Linked DNA regions of Homo sapiens: region 2 is linked to region 1. Evidence: chromatin loops called from intact Hi-C (ENCODE). Cell type or tissue: K562. All regions are shown on one strand. Each heading gives the region's core, and the rest is flanking DNA. Links, peaks and the distances in the headings are about the cores only.

What was found. Peaks named below come from ENCODE experiments on the same cell type or tissue, not always from the same donor. Only the 100,000 strongest peaks of a DNase experiment are listed, where the experiment ranks them.
Region 2: it touches region 1 in a loop (2.5-fold over the local background); 1 of 110 quality-filtered maps calls a loop at or near these places.

Annotation. Positions count from the first base shown.
Region 1 is chr7:104,547,747-104,550,246 of GRCh38, forward strand. The region is part of intron 1 of LHFPL3 (LHFPL tetraspan subfamily member 3); the gene reads left to right. Among named protein-coding and RNA genes, the nearest start is that of LHFPL3, 220 kb to the left of the region's middle. RefSeq lists an enhancer at 2,380-2,500. In K562, for the core only: a CTCF peak has its summit at 1,313; no DNase peak of the experiment used is centred there.
Region 2 is chr7:104,219,648-104,229,579 of GRCh38, forward strand. No RefSeq gene overlaps it. Among named protein-coding and RNA genes, the nearest start is that of ORC5, 17 kb to the left of the region's middle. In K562, for the core only: no CTCF peak of the experiment used is centred there; a DNase peak (open chromatin) is centred at 4,914.

The DNA of each region.
Region 1 (2,500 bases), core at 1-2,500:
TAGGAGAATGAAATAGAGATGTATGCTCTTCCAAGTTTTAGGGACCAGACAAGCTTTCAGAAGGAATATTTTGGCCATTCCCACCTCAGTTTTCGTTTACATCAAATGTGTCTAGTGAAAGGTAATATGATGACCAGCTATAGTTTCAAATTTTTAGAAAATAAAAATCTTTTCATTTGATCTCACAGTAAATATCATCAAGTACAAGTTAGATCTCACCTATTCTAAGTCTGGGAGGAAGTGGTACAATAGAACATGATTTTTCCAACATGCATCTAGGCAAATATGACAATATGCACAATTAATTAATACTTAAAGATTAAAAGCTGGATACATTTTTAAAGTGTTATCTTATCCTGATCAATATTTTTGTCTTATGTTTAAACAAAATATGAAGCAAAATGTCTGAAACCAAAATTCTTTAACCATGAAATTTTCTTTCAGATAATGAATGCAGTTTTCCTCTCTGTCTTGATTTCTTGTTTTATTTTAAACATGTGTTCTCCAGTTGCATGTGTGTACACAAGCACATAAATAGTTCTGTGTTCAATAAAATGAAAGTAAGAGAAAAAAAGTAACAAATGGAGAGTTTGAGTAAACAGCAATCCATATACATCCTAAATTGATTTTTAAAATTGGGGATTTTAAAAATTAAATGGGATAAAGTTACAGTATTTCTTACACATTCTAGATGATTTACAAAGTTTATTTGCCATCAAGTTCCACGTCTTGCAAGGAAATTAACTGGATTTCTAGCCAACAATCTGATTGGAAGATTCTTGGGATATACTTTATCCCCTTAAAATAGAGTATTATATAAACAAATACGAAATAAAGATGGAACGAAATAAAGAACTTTTTGCTGGAGAAAAATACGTTCTCTAAATACACCACTAAGAATCCCTGTCAAGGAGGGCTATAGCTTGGCCAACCCTGGATTTGTTAGCCAGCCCAGGTGAGTGTCAGGAATGAGGTACTTACCTCCCCTTTCTGTATCTTTCTATGAAAGAGACACAAAACAATGGTCCTCAATAAGTCAGAGCACAAGTACTAACAGCCAACTATGAACCAGCCTAGGGAGGATTTGAGGCAACTGCCATTGTTTCTGCCTCAAGGACCCTTCAGCCTGGCTCCCTGCACAAAACAACAGGACCACAGCTTGGTACATGTGTTTTAAATGTGTTTTGATTGAAATGTGTAGCCTCTAAGGGATTCTTTGGGCAGAATTTCAGTCAGGAAATATGTGGGAGAAATGGACATTACTTCAACTCTGAAGAATCCAGTAATTGGACTTGTGGAGAAAAGGGACCTCTACAGGTTGAGATAGGAATTTATAAAACTTGAACAGGAAGTAATGAAGGAACCTGGTACGCTGGTGGAGAAAGGAGTAAATAGCAAATATGACTTTAAAAGTAATGGGAAAGTCCACACTCCGTGCAGTAACCAGGAGGGCTGCTGAAGATTCCAGACCAGGATAGAGGCTAAGAGACTAACTTCTCTCTTCTCTCTCCATATGCACACATACATATATATATGTTCTCACGACAATCTGAGAATATATATATATATATATCAGTGTTACGCACATGGTAAATATTATTGATTAGGACAAATAATCATAATTCATTGAAATAGGGCTAAAGGAATCAGTAGCCTATTATTTTTTTGAGCTATGCTCCTTTTGGCACATGCCCTTAACCCAACACACACACACACACACACACACACACACACACACACACACTTATGTATACACTGCATTATAATTTGCTATGCACTTCCTCTACCCAAATATGTGTTGGAGTGGTAGGGACCCACAAGGGACATTTCTGTCAAGATTTTGCTTTTATAATTGGCAGATAACAAGGAGGAAGACATGAGATAAGAGAACAAAAATTATAACAACTTTGAGTAACCTTCTGAAGATATCTATTACGTGGTGAGGAACGTTTTGCTTAACATCTGTGTTCCTATATCTATCTGGGGACCTTGCTTATTTATAATTCAACTTATTATGTTGAGTGGGCACTGGGGATACATTGATGAGGGACAGAGCCCCTGTGCTCCTGAAGCTTGCAGAAGGAGGACAGAGATGTTAACCAATAAATATGATATGCTAGCTGTAATATCATAGAACTGTAAAAGGTACAGCAGAGGCCAAAGGGAAGGGGCAATTGTATTAGTCAGGGCTCTCTAGAGGAACAGAGCCAATAGGATGTGTGTACAGAGGGAGATTGATTTATTTTAAGGAATTGGCTCACACAGTTACGGAGGCTGAAAAATCCAAATCTGCAGGACGAGCCAGCAGACAAGAGACCTAGAAAAGAGTCCGTTTTGCAGATTGAACCTAAAAGTGGCCTACTGCAGAAACCCTTTTTGCTTGGAGAAGGTCAGTCTTTGTTCTACTAAGGCTTCCAAAAAATTGGATGATGCTCACCCACATTAGGAATTTGCTTTACTCAAAGTCCACCAATTTAAATAATAATCTCATCCAAAAAAC
Region 2 (9,932 bases), core at 3,369-5,868, 320 kb before region 1:
AAATCAAATACATGAAAGAGTGCTGGGCCCTGCCTTTTGCAATCACCATGAAGGCAGGCTGACTAGTGCCTCTCATTTACATATATATATCCTATTGGTTTTGTTTCACTGGAGATCCCTAATACATATTTTTTTAAAAATTCAGATTTATTGAGGCATAGTGCATATTTTCTCTTTTTAGTGTACAGTTCTGAGTTTTTATAAACATATACAGTCATGTCACCACTATCAAAATCAAGATATAGAACAATTTCATTACCCACAAAATTCCCCAGCACTCCTCTGTAGGCAGCCTCTTTCCCCTTCCCCCAGAATCTGGCAAACACTGATCTTATTTCTTTTCTTATGGTTTCACCTTTTCCAGAATGTCATACAAATGGAATCATATAATATGCAACATTTTGAGTTTAATTCTTTTTCTTCGCATAACACATTTGAAATTTATTCATGTTATTCCATGTATTAGCAGTTCATTCCTTTTTATTGATGAGCAAAAATCCATTACATAGATCATCATAGTTTATTCTCTAGGTTAAGGACACTTTGTTTACATCAAGTTTTTAACATTATGAATAGAGTCACTATAAACAATCATGAACAGGGGTGTGTGTGTGTGTGTGTGTGTGTGTGTGTGTGTATGGTAATCACCTGACAGGTTCTTCTTGTCCACTGCACAGATAGAGCCAATTTACTGAGAGCTGAGACAGTGGTATTGCAATAGAGAAAGAAGTCAATAATTGCAGGGCCAGCCAAGCAGAAAGAAGGGAGTTTTTACTCAAATCAGCCTGCCTGAAAATTTAGAGGCTAGGATTTTTCAAGGATAGTTTGGTGGGCAGGGGGCTAGAAAATGGGAAATGCTGCTTTATTGGGTCAGGGATGAAATCACAGGGGGTCAAATCTGTCTCCTTTTGCTGAGTCAGTTCCTACCTGGTAGTCACAAGACCAGATGAGGCCAGTTTCTTGGTATGGGTTACCAGTCCAGATGGCGCCAGCTGGTCCATCAGAATGCAGGGTCTGGGAAGTACCTCAAACACCAATCTTAGGGTTCACAATAGTAGTGTTATCTATAGGAGAAATTAAGGTTACAAATCTTGTGACCTCTGGCTACCTGACTCTTGAATCATAATTCCAAGCTTGTGGCTAATTTGTTAGTTTTACAAAGGCAGTTTCAGTCCCTGAGCAATAAGGGAGTTAGTTTTGGGAAAGGATTGTTGTTATTGATTCCTCCCATGTTTAGCTGTGCCTATACTCAGGAACGAATAAGGAAAGCTTGGAGGTTAGACACAAGATATAATCAGTTAGCTTAGATTTCTCCATTAAAATTTTTGCAAGGGCAGTTTCAAACATAGGTATTTCACTTCACTTAACTAAAATATAGAAGTGGGATTGCTGGATTGTATGATAAATGTATGTTTAAGTTCATAAGAAATTGCCAAACTGTTTTCCAGAGTGACTGCACTATTTCACATTCCCACTGGCAATTATGAGAATTCCAGATATTTGACATTCTTATCCTGTTACTTTTAGCCCACCTGTGTTCTATTTTAAAATGGGTTTCTTGTAGGCAGTGTATGCAATTGGCCTTTTGTATCTGTGGTTCCACATGCATGAATTCAACTAACAGGAACAAAAGATATTAGAAAAAAATAATAAGGAACAATACAACAATACAAATAATACAAATAAAAACAATACAGTATAACAACTACTTACAGAGCATTCATATTGTTTTAGGTATTGTAAGTAATCTAGAGATGATTTATACAGTATACAGGATGGCATGCATAGGTTTTATGCAAGTACTGTAGACATTTTATAAAAGAAACTTAAACATCCACATTTTTTGGTATCCTTGATGGTCTGGGGGAACCAATCCCCCACAGATACCAAGGGACAGCTGTAGTGAGAACTTTCTTATTTATCCTTATTTATCTTGTCTGACAATTTCTGTGTTTCAATTTGTGTCTTCAGATGATTTATATTGCCTTAATGATTGATACAGTTGAACTGAAATCTATCATCTTGCTAGTTGTTTCCTATTTGTTTCATCTGTGTTTTTTCCTTTTTTCTCGTTTTTGCTCCTGCTTTTAGGTTACTTAAGCATTTTAAAAAATTACATTTTGCCTCTGCTTTGGGCTTATTATGCCAGTTTTTAAAGTTGTTGTCATGTTTGCCCTAGGGTTTATAATACATACGTTTAATTAACTACCATCTACCTTTAAACATATTAAACTTCTTCAAGACTACTGTAAGAACCTTACAACGGTATTCTCAATTCTCACCCCCACCTTTTGTGCTTTTGTTGTCACATCTTTTATATCTTATTATATTATATAAACCCAAAATATGTTGCTGCTAGACCAGTGCTGTGCAATAAAGCTTTCTGTTTTGTCCAATACAGTATTCACTGGCCACATGTGGCTGTTGAACTCTTGAAATGCGGCTAGTTATAACAATGGACTGAATTTTTAGCTTTTATTTTTAAATTTTTAATTAGTTTACATTATATTGCTACCTTTTGTTAATGGCTAGTGTATTGAACTGTACAGATTTAGATAAATATATTTTAGAATGACTAAAATAAAAAATAAAACGGACTGGGCACAGTTGCTCATGCTTGTAATCCTGGCACTTTGGGAGGCTGAGGAGGGAAGATCGCTTGAGCCCAGGAGTTTAAGACCAGATTGGGCAACATGGGGAGACCCCAACTCTACAAAAATAAAATAAAATAATTAGCCAGGCATGGTGGTGTGCGCCCGTAGTCCCAGCTACTTGGAGGATCTAAGGTGGGAAGATCGCTTGAGCCAGGGAGGTTGACACTGCCGTGAGCTGTGATTGGATGACAGAGCAAGACCTTGTCTCAAAAAAAAAAAAAAAAAAAAGAAAAGAAAAAGAAAATTAAAATTAATAAATAAATAAGGCTAAGGCTTTTATAGTAACATTCATTTAATCATTTCTGGAAATTTTTTATTTCTTTTTGTAGATCCAAATCTTTGCCTAGTATCATTTTCCTTCTGGTTGAAGAATTGTAATATTTCTTTTAAGGCAGATCTGCTGTTAACAAATTCTCTCATCTTTTTTTTCACCTTTATTTCTAGAAGATATTTTAGCGGAGTATATAATTCTGGGTGAGGATGGATTTTTTGCAGCATTTGAAATTGACATTACATTGTCTTCTGCTGTGGTCATCTTCAAGATTTTCTCTTTACTTGTCTTCAATAGTTTGGATATGATGGGTATAGGTGTATTATTTTTACTTTTTCTGTTTTTCTGCTTGGGTGTTCTCTGAGCTGTTTAGGTCTGTAATTTGATTCTTTCATTATTTAAAAAATTTTTTAGCCATGATCTCTTCAAACAGTCTGCCCCTTTCTCTCTATTCTCTTCTGAAATTCCAACTGCAAGTATGTTAGACCACTGGTTGATGTCCTGCAGTATTTATATGTTCTGTTCTGATATTCTCATCCCACCCCTGCATACTCTATTCTCTCTGTGTTTCAGTTTCTGTTGACTTATATTCATATTCACTGATTGTTTCTTCAGCTTTGTCAAATCTACTGATGAACCCATCCAAGGCATTTACCATCTCTGCTACAATATTTTTTATTTCTAGCATTTCTATCTCACTCTTTTCTATAGTTTCTATCTCCAGTAAAATTCCCATCTGTTCATTTCTACCTTTTCCTCAGATTCTTTTCTTTTCTCTTTTCTTTTCTCTTCTTTTCCTGAGACAGAGTCTCACTCTGGAGTGTGGTGGTGCAATCCTAGCTCTCTCCACCTCCTGGGTTCAGGTGATTCTTCTGCCTCGGCCTCCCAAGTAGCTGGGACTACAGGCACGTGCCACCATGCCCAGACAGTTTTTTGTATTTTTAGTAGAGATGGGGTTTCACCGTGTTGGCTAAGGCTGGTCTTGAACTCCTGGCCTCAAGTGATCTGTCTGCCTTAGCCTCCCAAAGTGCTGGGATCACAGTCTTGAGCCACTGTGCCCGGCCCAGATTCTTTAACATAGTAATCAAAGTTATTTAAAATTCTCTGTCTAATGGCTCAAACATCTGGATCAACTGAGTCTCATTCTGTTGATTGCTTTGTCTTTGTCAGAGGCTTTTTTGTACTTAAAAAAATTATATGTCTCATAAGTTTTTATTGAATGCTATACATCATGTGTAGAACAGTAGAGATTGTGGTAAATACATGTTGAATACTCCTTATCTGAAATGATTGGGACCAGAAATATTTCACATTTTGGATTTTTTCAGATTTTTGAATATTTGCATTATACTTACGGGCTGAGCATCCCAAATCTAAAAATCAGAAATCAGAAATTATCCAATGGGCATGTCCTCAGAGATTCAGATTTTAAATGCTCAAATTTGGAATGCTCAAGTAGATATTAATGTGTGACTGCATCAAGTCAAAGTAGTTCTGAGTGAGCTGCATCTGGGGCTTGTTGTTGCTATGGTTACTTTCAGCTTCAGAATTTCTGTAGTGTTTCCTTATCCTTAGGGTGGGAGCTGGGTGATGCCAGGGTTTGCTGCCTTTCTGTCAAAGGCTTAGGACTTTGTTTTATAAAGGACAAAGGTCAAGGCAGGGCTTCATTCATTTCTCAGTTTCCAACATTTTCCCACATTCATTTTCCAAAGGAGAGGTTTCCACTCCTTTTCTTCCAGACTTGCACATCTGAGGGAGGCTTTCTCCTGCTCTGCCCTCAATCTTTCTTGTGAGTATCCAGTGAAGGTTCGTGGAGATGAGCCTGTGAATGAGTGTGAACTCCCCTTTTTTCTGTGGCTCCATGCTAGCCACAGTTGGCCTTTACCAAACCATTAAAAATTTTAACTGAATGTTTTTGCCTGCTTGTATGGCAGCTGCCTTTTTTCCTCCAATATTCTGCCATCAGTGACTCAGCGCTCATGACTCATCTCTCCTTGAGGGAGCCTGTCTTTGCCTACATTTTAGGCTGCTTGGTTTCCTTGTCATTTTATTGTTATTGTTTTTGTTATTTTTTGAGATAGAGACTCACTCTGTCACCCAGGCTGGAGTGCAGTGGTGCAATCTTGGCTCACTGTAACTTCTGCCTCCTGGGTTCAAGCAGTTCCCCTGTCTCAGCCTCCTGAGTAGCTGGGGTTACAGGCATATGCCACTATGCCTGGCTAAGTTTTGTACTTTTATTGTACAAAAATTATTTTGTACAATTTTTGTACTTTTAGTAGAGACATGGTTTCACCATGTTGGCCAGGCTGGTCTCGAACTCCTGACTTCAAGTGATCCTCCCTCCTCAGCTTCCCAAAGTACTGCGATTACAGGCATGAGCCACCGCTCCCAGCCTCCTTGTCATTTTAGCTCTGTGATTGGTTAAAAAAGAATTACAATTTTTTAGTTTATCTAGCTTTTCTTATTGGAGTAGGAGCGATGCTCTTTCCAGGTTATTACACTCTGGATAATAGTAGAACTCAACTAGATATTTTTAAAATCCAAGCTCACATATCTTCTCTTGTCTCAGTTTTCTTTTTATTCACCCTCTGTCCTGAGTTTGAACCTTTCACATGAACGCTTTCATCATTGACTCAGGCTACATCTTATAGGGAACCAAACTTAAGACATCTACCTATATAGTTCTAGCTCCAATGCTATAAAACTCCCCCAATGTTCGCAGCCCATAGATTGATTATTTGCATTTGTTATAGCACCTAAAATCTCAATCTTGTATTATGGCTATTTCTGCTTGTGTTTTTTAGGTACCAATGGGATTAAAATACCCATAGTCATTTATTAATTCCTTCATTCATTAATCTAGCTTTTGTTTTTTTTTTTTTTTTTTGAGATGTTTTTACATTTTTTTTAGAGACAGGGAGGGTCTCTGTCACCCAGGCTTAAGTGCAGCAGCTGTTCACCGGTGCAATAATAACACATTATGGCCTCAAATTCCTGGGCTCAAGTGATCCTCCTGCCTCAGCATCCCAAGTAACTGGGGCTACAGGCTTGTGCCACCATGCCTGGCTAATCTAACATTTGCTGAGGACCTGTTATGCTAGAGTGCCAGACTGTGACCAAGAGACATATGGTAATAGTTCTCATGAAGCTTACAATCCAGTGGGGAAGACAATGAAGATGTAATTAGAAGCTTACTGAGTGCTATAAATGCAAAGCCTCAGTAAATAGAAATATAAACACAGAATAAATGAGAGGTTGAATAAATGTATAAATAATCCCTTCTCCACAATTACTTATCTCTCTTCTTTGTATTACATTTCACCTAAAATATAATGCTTCTTAAGTTCCTGATCATATTATTCTAGAATTTTACCATAAATAGCTGCCTCAATTTTTTTTTATAAAACTTTTTCTCGGTTTGACAAGTGATGAAAAAGTAGCGCCAAGCATTGACTTTATATTGCGGGACCACAGTCTCCAATACTTCGTATTCCCTGAGAGCTACTAACATATATTAGAAGTCTTATATAATATTACATTGACTAGGACAAATATTTTGAAATTTGCCTCAACTAAAATTTATTTCATTTATTTCAATGAAAAATATGTTTAAAAATTACACCATAATAGAAAAAGTAATAAGAAAATGTAATAAAACTATACTCAAAAGTGATTTATATAATGAAATATAAGAAAATTCAATATCACAGTGAAATTAAATCAATATTAAGTTGAAAAGCAATTCAGTTAACTTTTCCACTGCAACAGCCAGATCAATTATTTACATTACTTCTTTTCAAACTTTCAACATTGAATTTCTAAAGAAAACTTTATCAGACAGGCTAATTTAACATTTCTTAAGAGACATATTCACTTCTACAAGTAAATATTCATGAAAACATTTTTATTCAAAAGATAAATAATAAAGCACAGGATCTAGACTTCAACAGACATGGGTTAGGATCTTGGTTTCGACACTTCTTAACTGTGACTTTAGGCCTTGGTTTCCTCATTTGTAAAGTTGTGGGGAAGGGGAAGAAAATAACATCCACCTCACAAGGCTGACATCTCTGTATTTCCAAGAAGAGATTATCTCTGCCCACATTGAATTTCCACAACTGTCTGACTATCCTTCATTAAAATACAAACATCACAAGTGAAGACAGTGATTTTTGTCGACTTTGTTCAATGCCCTATCCTTACCTGCAAAATAGTGACTAGTACATATAAGGAGCTCAGTATGTGTTGAGTGAATGTATGTGATGTGTTTAACCTGGTTCCCAGCAAGTGGCAAATACCCAATAAATATTATTATAATTATTATTTTATTGATTCATTAACTTTACCAAAACCAAACTTTAATTCTTACCCTGCCGTTCCTATACCCTTTCCATCTCATTAAATTGGCACTTCATTTTTCTAGTAGTTCAGGCCAAAATATTTTGAAGTCTTATATTTGTTTCTCTTTTTGCTCAGTACCTCACAAATCTCTCATAAGTCCTGACTCTACCTTTCAAATATTGTGGTGAGACATTGCTCCCAGGGTCTCTCAGATTTCTGCATGTCTTGTGAGTAAGCCATTGACTGCCCTTTCTTTAGGACTATGTCTTCCAGGATATTTATCTACCAAACAGTTTTGGAAGCTAGAGATAATGTTTCCCTCTGGAGAAAGGGGAGCAGAGATGCATTTCTGTCCAGTATGGTAAAGATAATGTATACCATATAAGCCAAGAGCAGGCCTGTTTATGTTTACTGCCCATTGTAAAAGTTTCAGGTTCCCCAAGCTCAAGGTTTCGTCTCTTGTAACAAAATCCACTGCACATGCAACTGTCATCATATTTATTTTGTTGCCCTGTGGGAATCGAGGTTTGGAGAACTGACACAAAAATGCTGATACTGGGACATGGAACCAAATGCATAGATCATAGAAGACTTCCTAGAGGAAATGATCTCTATTATGAATAATGAAATATATGTAGGAGTTACTGAATGAGAGAATAATGCGCAAAGGTTCAATGCTTAGAAAGAGCATGAAAACATTGGGATACCTGTGGGGGTTTCAGCAGAGCGCAAGCGTTGGGTACACAGTAGAGAAAAGAATATGGAATAAGACTGAAAAAGAACGTTAAAAAAAAATAGGAAACTGGGGAGGTAAGGGTGTCCTGACATTAACAGTCTTGTGTGCCATGACATGGAGTTTAGACATGATATAAAGATCATGAGGAGCCACTGAAGGATTTTAAGCATGGATATTTGCATCTTGGAAAGATCACAGTATCAAAAACATTGAAAACAACAGAATTAGAAACACAGAGGCCTTTAAAATCTCTTACTTGGTAAACTGGTTTAGAATTTATAAGGAATTCAAATAGGAAATGGCAGAAGTAGGGTCACATTAAGGACTCAACTATTGCAAAGATTATGATGTATACTACTGTACCCCATGTGTATTTCAAATAAAAACTATACTGAGCCATAAAATAATTGCAAGAAAACTCAATTATGTTATGATATTTTCTTACGTTAAATATATATTTTTGATATATCAAATATTAAGTTACTTTCAATTTTTGTTTGTTTCCTTGATTCCTGGTGTTTTGAAGAAATTATCTGACAAAGATTAAGGATGACTTTCTCCTCCTTGCAAAGTGTAAATTAATCATCTGGTTTGAAAGACTCAGAATTTTAGGCAACAGATATCAGTCAAAAGGTTTTTTTTTTTTTAATAGACAAGATTTTTCTAACAGACAACGTTACCCAGGCTAATTTTGAACTCCTGGCCTCAAGCAATCTTCCTGCCTCAGCCTCCCAAAGTGCTGGGGTTACAGGCATGAGCCACCATGCCCAGCCCAGACAAAGGGCTTTTAAACAATGTCCTTTTCTTCTTCTTAAACATTTTTGTTCATTTACAGTTAGATATTATCTACACACTGGTTTCTCAATTTTCTACTGGTGAATTTTCTTTTTTGAAACTATTTCTTAATTCTAAAAGTGAATTCCTTTCCTGCCCTCTGAGTAGCTGATAATGTCTATTTACAGTTCAACTCTGCAGATATGATCCGGTCATTGCTTACCTAGGGAGGAGGTTGCAAAGTAAATGCCTCTTTTTTACATTTGAGTTGATCAACAGTGAGAATGTCTAAGTACGGTGTTTCTTCTCTCTTATTTGGAGCTTTTAGAGATGGGCTTCCTCTACTGCTTATCATAAACATGACAAAGTAAACAGTGTACAGAAATTCCCAAGACTGAGTAAGATAAAATGATTCTGAAGAACATCTGATGTTTTAATTTCTTCCACTTACATTAATGTATCAATTATTTCTTAGAAAGAGGACACTGTACATCTTTCAGTATTATGGTCTTCTGGTACCTGTTTATCAATGTTCATCTTTTTCTCAGATGAAGGTATTACAGAATTCTTACATGACAAAGAGCCTAGAGTCTTGGCCAGTGAGGAATTTCTGAGGGCTACTTGAAATCTCATAGTCTGCTAGTGCCTTACTCATGCAATAAATCTGTCTGTTAGATAAACCAACACCAGGAAGAGAAAATGAGGAGAAATACACAGATTTGAAGGCAATTTAGATGGTATAATAAAACTTGTTTGGTTAAAGAGAGGGAGAGTACAACAATGACTGCCAGGATACTGAGTGGAGCAGTGGCCATCATGAGGTCAGGAATACTAGGAGAGGGAAAATGAATTCTGTTTCAGGCAGGTAGAATATGAGGGGCCTGGAAAACATCCAAATGGTGATGCCAAGTTAGCTAAATGATTCAGGAGCTCAGGAAAGCCATTTGAGCTAAACACTTAGATTTAGGAGTCATTAACATTTAGATGGTTGTGAAATTCATATAATAAGTGAAGTCACTCAAGGAGAATGGATAGAATGAGAAGATAAAAGAAGGAGAGTATGGAAGCCTGAGAAACATTAGCATTCAGAAGTGAGCAAAAAATAGAGGAGTATCAGATGGAGAAGGCCTAGGCAGCCAGAGAAATTACAGAAAAA